3 separate regions of the Homo sapiens genome follow, and all the other regions are linked to region 3. Evidence: chromatin contacts called from ENCODE Hi-C or POLR2A ChIA-PET data. All regions are on one chromosome and are shown on one strand. Each heading gives the region's core, a stretch centred on a gene start or an enhancer-like site at or near the end of the contact. The rest is flanking DNA. Distances are from core to core; before and after follow the strand shown.

The links. Hi-C counts contacts between places; a loop is a spot of excess contacts on that map. ChIA-PET counts read pairs that join two places held with the same protein, here RNA polymerase II (POLR2A). Pooled maps may share reads with other maps.
Region 1: a pooled map shows a loop between it and region 3 (2.2-fold over the local background). The contact joins two enhancer-like sites. A Hi-C loop is called at or near these places in 3 of 37 single-sample maps with no recorded cell type and 7 of 50 pooled maps.
Region 2: a map of endothelial cell of hepatic sinusoid shows a loop between it and region 3 (5-fold over the local background). The contact joins two enhancer-like sites. A Hi-C loop is called at or near these places in 1 of 168 maps with a recorded cell type or tissue (endothelial cell of hepatic sinusoid). POLR2A ChIA-PET finds 5 or more read pairs at or near these places in 1 of 52 experiments (activated CD4-positive, alpha-beta T cell).

The regions. Positions count from the first base shown.
Region 1 is chr1:94,800,809-94,803,585 of GRCh38, reverse strand. All of the region lies in intron 1 of SLC44A3-AS1 (SLC44A3 antisense RNA 1), which reads left to right. Among named protein-coding and RNA genes, the nearest start is that of SLC44A3-AS1, 18 kb to the left of the region's middle. RefSeq lists enhancers at 1,073-1,132, 1,213-1,292. Within about 2 kb of position 1,450, at least 28 of the 41 ENCODE cell types and tissues checked have a DNase peak (open chromatin) inside an H3K27ac peak, as active enhancers do.
Region 2 is chr1:94,019,926-94,022,945 of GRCh38, reverse strand. It overlaps ABCA4 (ATP binding cassette subfamily A member 4), which reads left to right. Exons shown (of 50, transcript NM_000350.3): 33 at 995-1,100; 34 at 1,232-1,306; 35 at 1,537-1,706. Among named protein-coding and RNA genes, the nearest start is that of ABCA4, 100 kb to the left of the region's middle. RefSeq lists an enhancer at 1,001-2,200. Within about 2 kb of position 1,770, at least 11 of the 41 ENCODE cell types and tissues checked have a DNase peak (open chromatin) inside an H3K27ac peak, as active enhancers do.
Region 3 is chr1:94,358,045-94,360,744 of GRCh38, reverse strand. No RefSeq gene overlaps it. Among named protein-coding and RNA genes, the nearest start is that of ABCD3, 59 kb to the left of the region's middle. Within about 2 kb of position 1,345, at least 2 of the 41 ENCODE cell types and tissues checked have a DNase peak (open chromatin) inside an H3K27ac peak, as active enhancers do.

The sequences.
Region 1 (2,777 bases), core at 201-2,700, 440 kb before region 3:
AGCACTCAGAGCATGAAGAATGTAAACCATTGTGTCTTTTATGGGTTGATATATCTATTTGCTTTTATAACAAGTGATTTAAGAGACAAATAACATTATAATGAAATAGATCAATATTGCTGCTTTAAGTGGGGGAACTGTGTGCCTCAACTTTCTCAAAGGCATACAGTCATTATTAGTAACAAAAATGATTGTACTAAGTGCTAATTTTGAGGATTATTGTGAGCAATTTGTGTGGGGTGGTGGTGGGGAGGCCCATTTGCCCCACACTGAATGCCCCAGCCCTGTCTGCTGCCTCGAATCTGTCCCGGGGTCTTACTGTGTGTGGGCCTCTTCCTGCTCCTGCCACATTTCTGCTCTCTGATGTTCTCTTCCCTCTTATTTGCTCCTCAACCTTGCTTTGCTTTTCTTTTTCCTTTTATCTCTCATTCTAAATTTTATAATCTTAGTTTTTCGGTTTTTAGAGCCATTTCTAACTAAGGAGAATATCCCTCACTTTGTTAACTAAGACGTTTATATAAGTTTCTCTTACCCAACCCTCCTCTACATCTTTGGAAGATTTACTGAGTATTCATTTCAAAATAATAAAACTAAAGAATGTTTTTAATACTCACAAATTAAAGATATTGGAACACTACTAAGTGTAAATAGCACAAAACCAAAAATATTTTACTCTCTGCATTTGAACAGCATGGAAAGACTGTGGAATCAAGTGTCACATCTATCTAAACCCCCCTCCCATACAGGTTTTATAATCATTTTATTATAGCTGCTTTCATCTGCTCATATTCAGCTCTTCTTGGATTTTTAAAAAACGAGCTCTTGTGCTTGAAGCCTTTCAGGGAAGGCTTCAGGGGCAGGGGTGGTTGTTGTTCTGGACAGTTAAGGGCAGTTAGGGTGGCACAGGCTAGAGGGAGGTCATGACCCATGGACCAATAACACAGTTCAGACAAAGTGCTTCTCAAATGGAAATGATTTGGCTTTACGGATCTTGTAAGAGCATTTAGATGGTGTTGGGCTGTCAGTCGGTTCCAGCTGTAGATGGCTCTTGCATCTACAAAACACAAAAGTGACCTGGAGAAACAAGAGTGGGGCCCATTAGCCAGGCTGGGCCAAGTGCTCCTTGTGGACGGTGACAGCAACTCCCACTGTGCAGGCCCAGGGCAGAGCTATGGGGGAAACGGTGGCTCCCTCTCCCAACTGCTTGCCAGATGGTAGCTGGCTCACAGCAGCCGGTTCCCTGGGGCAGGCTGGGACCAGGTGTGGTGGACGAGGCACCAGGGGGCCTGAGAGCAGACGCTTCCTTAAATCTGGACCCTAGATGCGCAACTCACCTCACCCCAGTCTCAGCCCTGCTCTGGCAACTTTTAACTGCCCTTACTCCAAGTACTCATAATTCAAACCAGAAGATGGAGCCAAGTAACTTGAAAGAGAGCACAGGGCTTTCAAGTGGTTATTAACCAGATGAAACAAATGACTTGGAGAACTCTGCCGTTCTAGTTAGAGCACAGGCCTCTTAGGCAATGCTTCTGTTAACTAATTGTTTAGTAAAATGAAAACTGATCTAGGATTTCTCATCTACCCTAAATAAAAGTCCTATTGCATTATGTGTGGCTGTTCATTCTCTAAGGAAATGGGAAGATACAAAGTGAAACTAAAGTGGGGGCAGAATGGGAAACAAATGTAACAGATAGAAATAAAGGCACAAATTTCAATGAGCAATGCGAAAGAAGGCTGGAATAAACAGAAGGCCCATCATGTCAAGAAAGGAAAACATTGTGAAGATAGGACTTGTTTCAAAGTTAATTTGTACATTTAATGCTATTTCAAACTAAATCCACTAGGATTATTTCGTGGGGTAGAAGGCTTGGCAAAGTATTGTTAAAATTTACCTAAGTGTATATTCAGGCAATTTATCAAATTCAAAAGGAGACTGGGTCATTTTGGGAGTACTTGTGTTATCAGTGCACGTGATAGGGTTACAGTGACAGAAGGATGACTTCTGTGGAGTACACTCAGTGGCCTAAAGATACTGCATATTACATACACTGTGCAAGAATTAACTACATGTTATAGACAGAAGGACTACATAAATAATAATGAATAAATAAAATTCTTGTTGGAACAAAGCTACACATAAAATAAATGAATAAAATAATAAATAAGCAGTAATAATAAAAAGAAAGTGTATAGGTTCTCAATTTACATCATGGCTTGAAATATATTCTGGATGAATGAGAATTAAACAGGCATTGTATCATAGAAAGACTTCACAGATGTAAATTTTACTATTTGCCAAGTTTCTAGAGGATGAAGGACTAAGTTTTCAAGTAATAGAAAATCATATTGGAAAATACTTGACTACAGACATAAATTAATGTAAAATGATAGGAATTCAAAACTAGGGATTGTCATATCTACTGCAAATAGTTTCTAAAAACCTTGTATCTTTATTCTAAGGTAGGATCATAAAAATTTTAGGGGAAAACAACAGAAAAATGAGCAAAAATGTTGGCCAGTTTACAAAGGAAGACATGCAGACACAGGAATAAATTATCATATGAAAGATGTAAACTCCTGATATTAAAATGAAAACAACAGTGATATAGCATTCGCTGACTAATGTCTTAAGTACTGTATGCACGTTAAAAATAAAATGATCCAAATGTTGGAGAGAGTGCAATGAAATAGTATGCTCACACTGAGAAGAAATTGGTTTGTGTTTAACATATGAATACCACAAATCTTTAAATTTTCCTCTGTCGCTGCATAGACCA
Region 2 (3,020 bases), core at 521-3,020, 340 kb after region 3:
CTCACCAAGTGGGACTCTAGGAGCCTGCTGCCTCCCAGCCTCCCTCAGGAACTGCACCTCCAGAACAGGTGCGGGGCTGACATGTATGTGCTTTCCTGGGCAGATTCTAGACCGTACACATGAAATCTGGCTTTCAGGATTGCTCTCCAGAGGGACCTGTGGGGCCTCGGCTGAGACAGAGAGTAGGAGTGAGGCAGTGATTCAAGGCCCTGAGAAAGAGCTCCTCCTCTGCTTGGTATAACCAGCTAATTCATTCTGTTCTGTTGACTTTGGCTTCTGCCCTGCCTTTGAAGGGTTTGAGGCCAGGGAGTGATGCACTCAGACTGGTGTTTCCACACAGTCACTTCAGACTTCCAGGGCAGTACAGGAGATAGATCCCAGGGCCAGTGAAGAAGCAGAGCACAAGTCCAGGCAGGAGAGGCTAAGGGCCTCCCTGAACAGGTGTGAGGCACAGAAGCCCCGAGAGGTAGGGATGACAGGATGAAGATGGGTCCTGTGCTGCTAGAAGTACCTGCAAAGCACAGAGGTGGCACAGAAAAGGAGTCCTTGGCTGGGATGGGAGGAGATGACATGTGACATGTGAAAGAGGACCTGGAGTTGGCTCGATGCTCCCAAAAGGGAAAGGTGCCGAGGGGAGCTAGCAGCCATGCAAAGGCAGAGACATGCAGGCAGTCTGGGCCATGAGGAGCTCTGGAAGTGACTCGATATGTCCAGAATAGGCCACTCCAGGGAAGGGCTGAGGAAGGATGAAGTTGGAGAGGGGCACAGACCAGATGCAGAAGGGCCTCAGAGGCCAGGATGAGGGTTTGGACTCCTTCCTGGAGGCAGCAGCAGTGGGAAAAGAGTTAAAAGCTGGTTTGTAAAGTGGAGCCATGTTGCTCGCTGGTCCAGGCAATTCCCCCGAAAGTTCATGTTTCCCTACAAAACCCGAGAGAGCTACTAGTAGGCGTGAAGTTCGTGGCCCTGGTCTGAGGATTTCCTGTTTCCTTGTCAGGTATGGAGGAATTTCCATTGGAGGAAAGCTCCCAGTCGTCCCCATCACGGGGGAAGCACTTGTTGGGTTTTTAAGCGACCTTGGCCGGATCATGAATGTGAGCGGGGTATGTAAACAGACTGGAGATTTGAGTAGGATTTTTGACTTGCTTAACTACCATGAATGAGAAACTCTCATGAGTGATAACAGGAAAAAAAAATTAAAACCGTCTTGTTTGTTTGTTTACATGGTTTTTAGGGCCCTATCACTAGAGAGGCCTCTAAAGAAATACCTGATTTCCTTAAACATCTAGAAACTGAAGACAACATTAAGGTACTTGACCTATGTATAATCTGCTCTGGAGCTAAAAATTTACCTGAGCTGGTTATTTTATTTTTACTTTCCTACCTTCATTAAATTCCATCCCTCCTCCTGCTGAAATCTAGCAAGGAATGTCTTCCAGCTACCAAACCCTTCCTGCTTCTCAAATTTCCTTTCCTTCACTGATTTCTGCTTTAACTAGCTGTTAGTGCAGCGTCTCAGATGTCCTCTCCACCCTCTAGGTGTGGTTTAATAACAAAGGCTGGCATGCCCTGGTCAGCTTTCTCAATGTGGCCCACAACGCCATCTTACGGGCCAGCCTGCCTAAGGACAGGAGCCCCGAGGAGTATGGAATCACCGTCATTAGCCAACCCCTGAACCTGACCAAGGAGCAGCTCTCAGAGATTACAGTGTAAGCCACCACAGCCCCAGCCTCACCACTTTCTTGTCACCTTCTCCACTCTTTGAACATCCTGAGAGGATTCTCACCACCGCGAAGTGCTGATTTGGATGGTAATGCTGTTTAGTCAGGCACATATGAACATCCGACTTTCAAATAAGTGCCTCACACTTCACATACCAGACCTCTTGGTCATTCTTTCTCCCCAACATTTATGTGGCAAGTAAGTTTACATTTGGTTCCATTCCCTTTTGGCTTTTGATAGCAAGTTGCTCCTGGAGCTTATACAATTATTATCTTTGCTATGTGCAAAGCAGCTGCCAGGAACTGGCAAAGTTCAGTAAACCTTTCAGCTCCCTCGGAGTAATTATCTTAGATTCCAGGAATTTCCTCAGAAGAGCATACTTTGGAGATGTCGACAGAGCTTTGCTACCCTCAAGCTGAGGCTCTTCTTGCACAGTTTCAGCCAGTGGAGACAGTGGCCTTGTGCGTTTTGTAGTATGTTCACTCTATTTGAGGCCTACATGGAGGAGGGGTTGGTAGGAGCACCTTTGTTAGTGCAAACTTCAGCAACGTTGTGGGGTCCTGATTTTACTATCCTAGCACACGCTGAGTGCCAGTGAACATGCCCAGGGTCATCCACTAAAACCTGGGCCTTGGCTCCTTGGTGTCTTCCTCTGGACACCCTAGGGCCCTAGACTGTCCTCTGTTAATTCTCACTCAGCCACACTTTCGTGTGTCTCCTTCCAGTCATTTGTTCTAAGCTTACTACGTGTATGGATGATATGATCTGTAGTTTTATCAAGGTAGTGACTACCACATAGGATACCTTTGTGGAAATTAGTAAAAATGCTCTTTTCTGCAGGTGGACACTGTCCCATGCCAGGGGTTATGGCTTGTACATAAAGTTCAGGCTGGCTTTAGCCCCAACTTACCCCTCAGCCAGATGCCTTCTATTTGTCCGAGGAAAGAATAAATAGAGCCAAGTCCCTGTACAACTTGCCTGCCCTCTTTTCACTTAAATTTACATCATGAACATTTCCTTGTGTTACGATGTACTTCTTGAAAATGTGATTTAACAAGATGATTATTAACAAAAGATAAATCTCACAGACCGTATGTCTGTCAACATAGAAAATTCAAGAGACTCTATAGACAGATTATTAGAGCTAATGAGAGCATTGCAGTACATAAGATTAATATAAACATCTATTTCTATACACCATAAAAATAATTAGAGAATATAATAAAAAGAAAGGTTGTCTAGAAATATTCACATGAAATAGAAAGGCAACCCGCAAATACCCATTTAACCTTGGTCCATAT
Region 3 (2,700 bases), core at 96-2,595:
TTCCCCATGTTGTTCTTGTGATGATGAGTTCTCATGAGACCTGATGGTTTTATAAGGGACTCTTCCCACTTCGCTTTGCTCTTCTCTTTCCTGCCACCTTGTGAAGAAAGTGCCTGCTTCCCCTTCCACCTTGATTGTAAGTTTCCTGAAGCCTCCCCAACCATGCAGAACTGTGAGTCAATTACACCTCTTTCCTTTATAAATTACCCAGTCTTGGGTATTTCTTTACAGCATTATGAAAATGGACTAATACAATCATCTTTCCATGTATGACCTCATCAAAGGTTTCTTTCCAGGAAGTCAGATGAATTTACTCCATGTACACTCTGATTATACATTTAATTTCCCATTTCAAAGGAAAAAAGTTGAAAGAGATTATATATTACTCTATATCAGCTAGTTAAGTGATGAACCTAGGATTTGAACCTAGATATGGCCCAGAGTCCACAGACTTAACCACTACTCTATCACTTTGCACCTGGCTGTCATTTGCAGCCTAAAGCATTCCAACAGGTACTAACTACACTTTGCTTCTCAAGGCTGCCTCAACTGAGACCTGGGATTTGAACATATTTGTCTCCCAAGTATACATCTTAAGGCAAGCTTTATTCTCCCATGCCCACTTGCAGGGCCCACTGCTTTCCCAGAAGAGGAGATGAAACATTAATGTCTACTTTTATCTCCTATTTAAATACCTAGAAAGACAGCCAAAAGTTAACATGTGAGCTCTTATTTCATATTCTGTGGATTTTAAGCAGTTTGATATGATCAAAGGGCATCAATTATGTAAGCCAAATCCTACCTTTCAGGAAAGATACTTTGCTCATAAGATCTGGCTGACAGCAACTGGAAGCTTTTATATTTGTCCCGTTGCCATTGAGGAAATAGACAAGCAAGATGTTAATGGAAGAAACTGGTAGTGGTGGGGGCTAGGGTTATATCAGAACTCTGTAGTTTGTATTCCATTTATCTGTAAACGTGATACTACTCTGAAAAATTCTATTGATATTTAATATAAAAAAAGTTTGGACTCTACAATATATTTTTATGTATTTTAGATTAGTCTTATGTTGGCTTATGTATACAAATTACTTTTTTATGTTGTACAAAACACTGGTTATTTGTATGCAGCCTTTCTGTGTGATTGATTTCTGTCTTTATACATTAAACACCATGATTAGGATCTAAGTAAGGCATTTCCATTACAGACTGAGTGTAATAGACACAGGGAAGCCTGCCACAGCATTATCACAGGGTATGTGAAAAGCCTGGTAGGAAGCTCCTTCACAGAGTCAGGGCTGTAATTCCCAGGCTGGTATCACTCCCCAGGCTGGTTATGCTCCTGGGCCCCTGGAGGCAGACAGCCCGGATCCACTCATGGCCCTGCCACTTACAAGAACATGTGGCCTGACCAAGTCATCAGCCTTTCTGAACCTCAGAGTACCCACCTACAAATGGAAATAGTAACAATCATTTCCTTATAAAGCTGTTGCAATTGTTAATGTGTCCTGAATTTTCACAAACTTAACACACCCTTGTAACCAGTGCCTTGATCATGAAACAGAACATTTCCTGGCTCTCAGCAACTGCCTTGTGCTCTATTCCTGTCACTATGCCCCGGTATAATCACTATCACTGTTCTGATGTCTGAAAGCATAGATTAGCTTTGCCTACTTTGTAACTCACGTCAGTGAATCATGCGGGACGTGCTATTTTGTATCTGGCACCTTTTCCTTAACCTGCGACCCACACATTGCCTGTAATTGTAAATTGTTCACTCACATTACTGTATTACAAATTGTTCACTCACATTACTGTATATTATTCCATTGTGTGAATATTCCACAGTGTATTTATCTGTTCAGTCCTTGATGGGCATTTAGGTTCCCGGAGTTGTTTTGAAGAGTGGGTGGTACATACTGATCTTTCACCAACTGAACACTCCGAGGGGACCAGCACCTAGGTGGAAAAACAAAAGCCTTCCACATATGCCCTTCCAGCCAGTATACTCCAAGAGTAACTCAAATATTATTTAATTTTTAAAAGTAGTACTTGACTATTAGTTAGCGTTGTTGAGGTCAGAAGAGATCCTGACGCCATCCAAAAATGAATTGTTCTCTTCTCCAGCAAGAGTTGTGCCAGAAAATCATTTGCGATCAATGAAAGTCCATCCTCATTATCTGGAAGAGAGCGTGTTACCACCTTGAAATCACTTGTACAGGGGTACGGGTGAGGCCTCGCTGAAGAGTCAGTCTCTTTAAATCACTGAGAAAGGCTTCCTATGAGAATGGGTACAGGGCCCCTGGATCTCTGAAGGTAGCTTCCTTAAAAGGATTCATCTTTATCTCTATTGTCTAAGGAAACAGGGCGTAATCAGACCCTTTTGACTTTAAGGTTTAAATAGAAAAAGTAGCCAACGTTTATATCAGTGTTTTTCAAACTATGGGCCTTGAATCACTAATGGACCACCAGTATTTGAAAAAAAAAAAAATGACAGAATAGAATAGAGGAAGATTATAGGAATGTCGATCATATGTAGTAAAGGTAAGTTTTGTGATACTTTTGTTTCAAATCTATGTATATGAGTGCCTGTGCACAAGTGTGTATACTGGGTTGAGTAAATATATTTCTCACTGTGGGTTGAGAAAACTGTTCTAGATGGATCCATAGGAAGGCAAGAGCATCAGGGTTCAGGTCTGA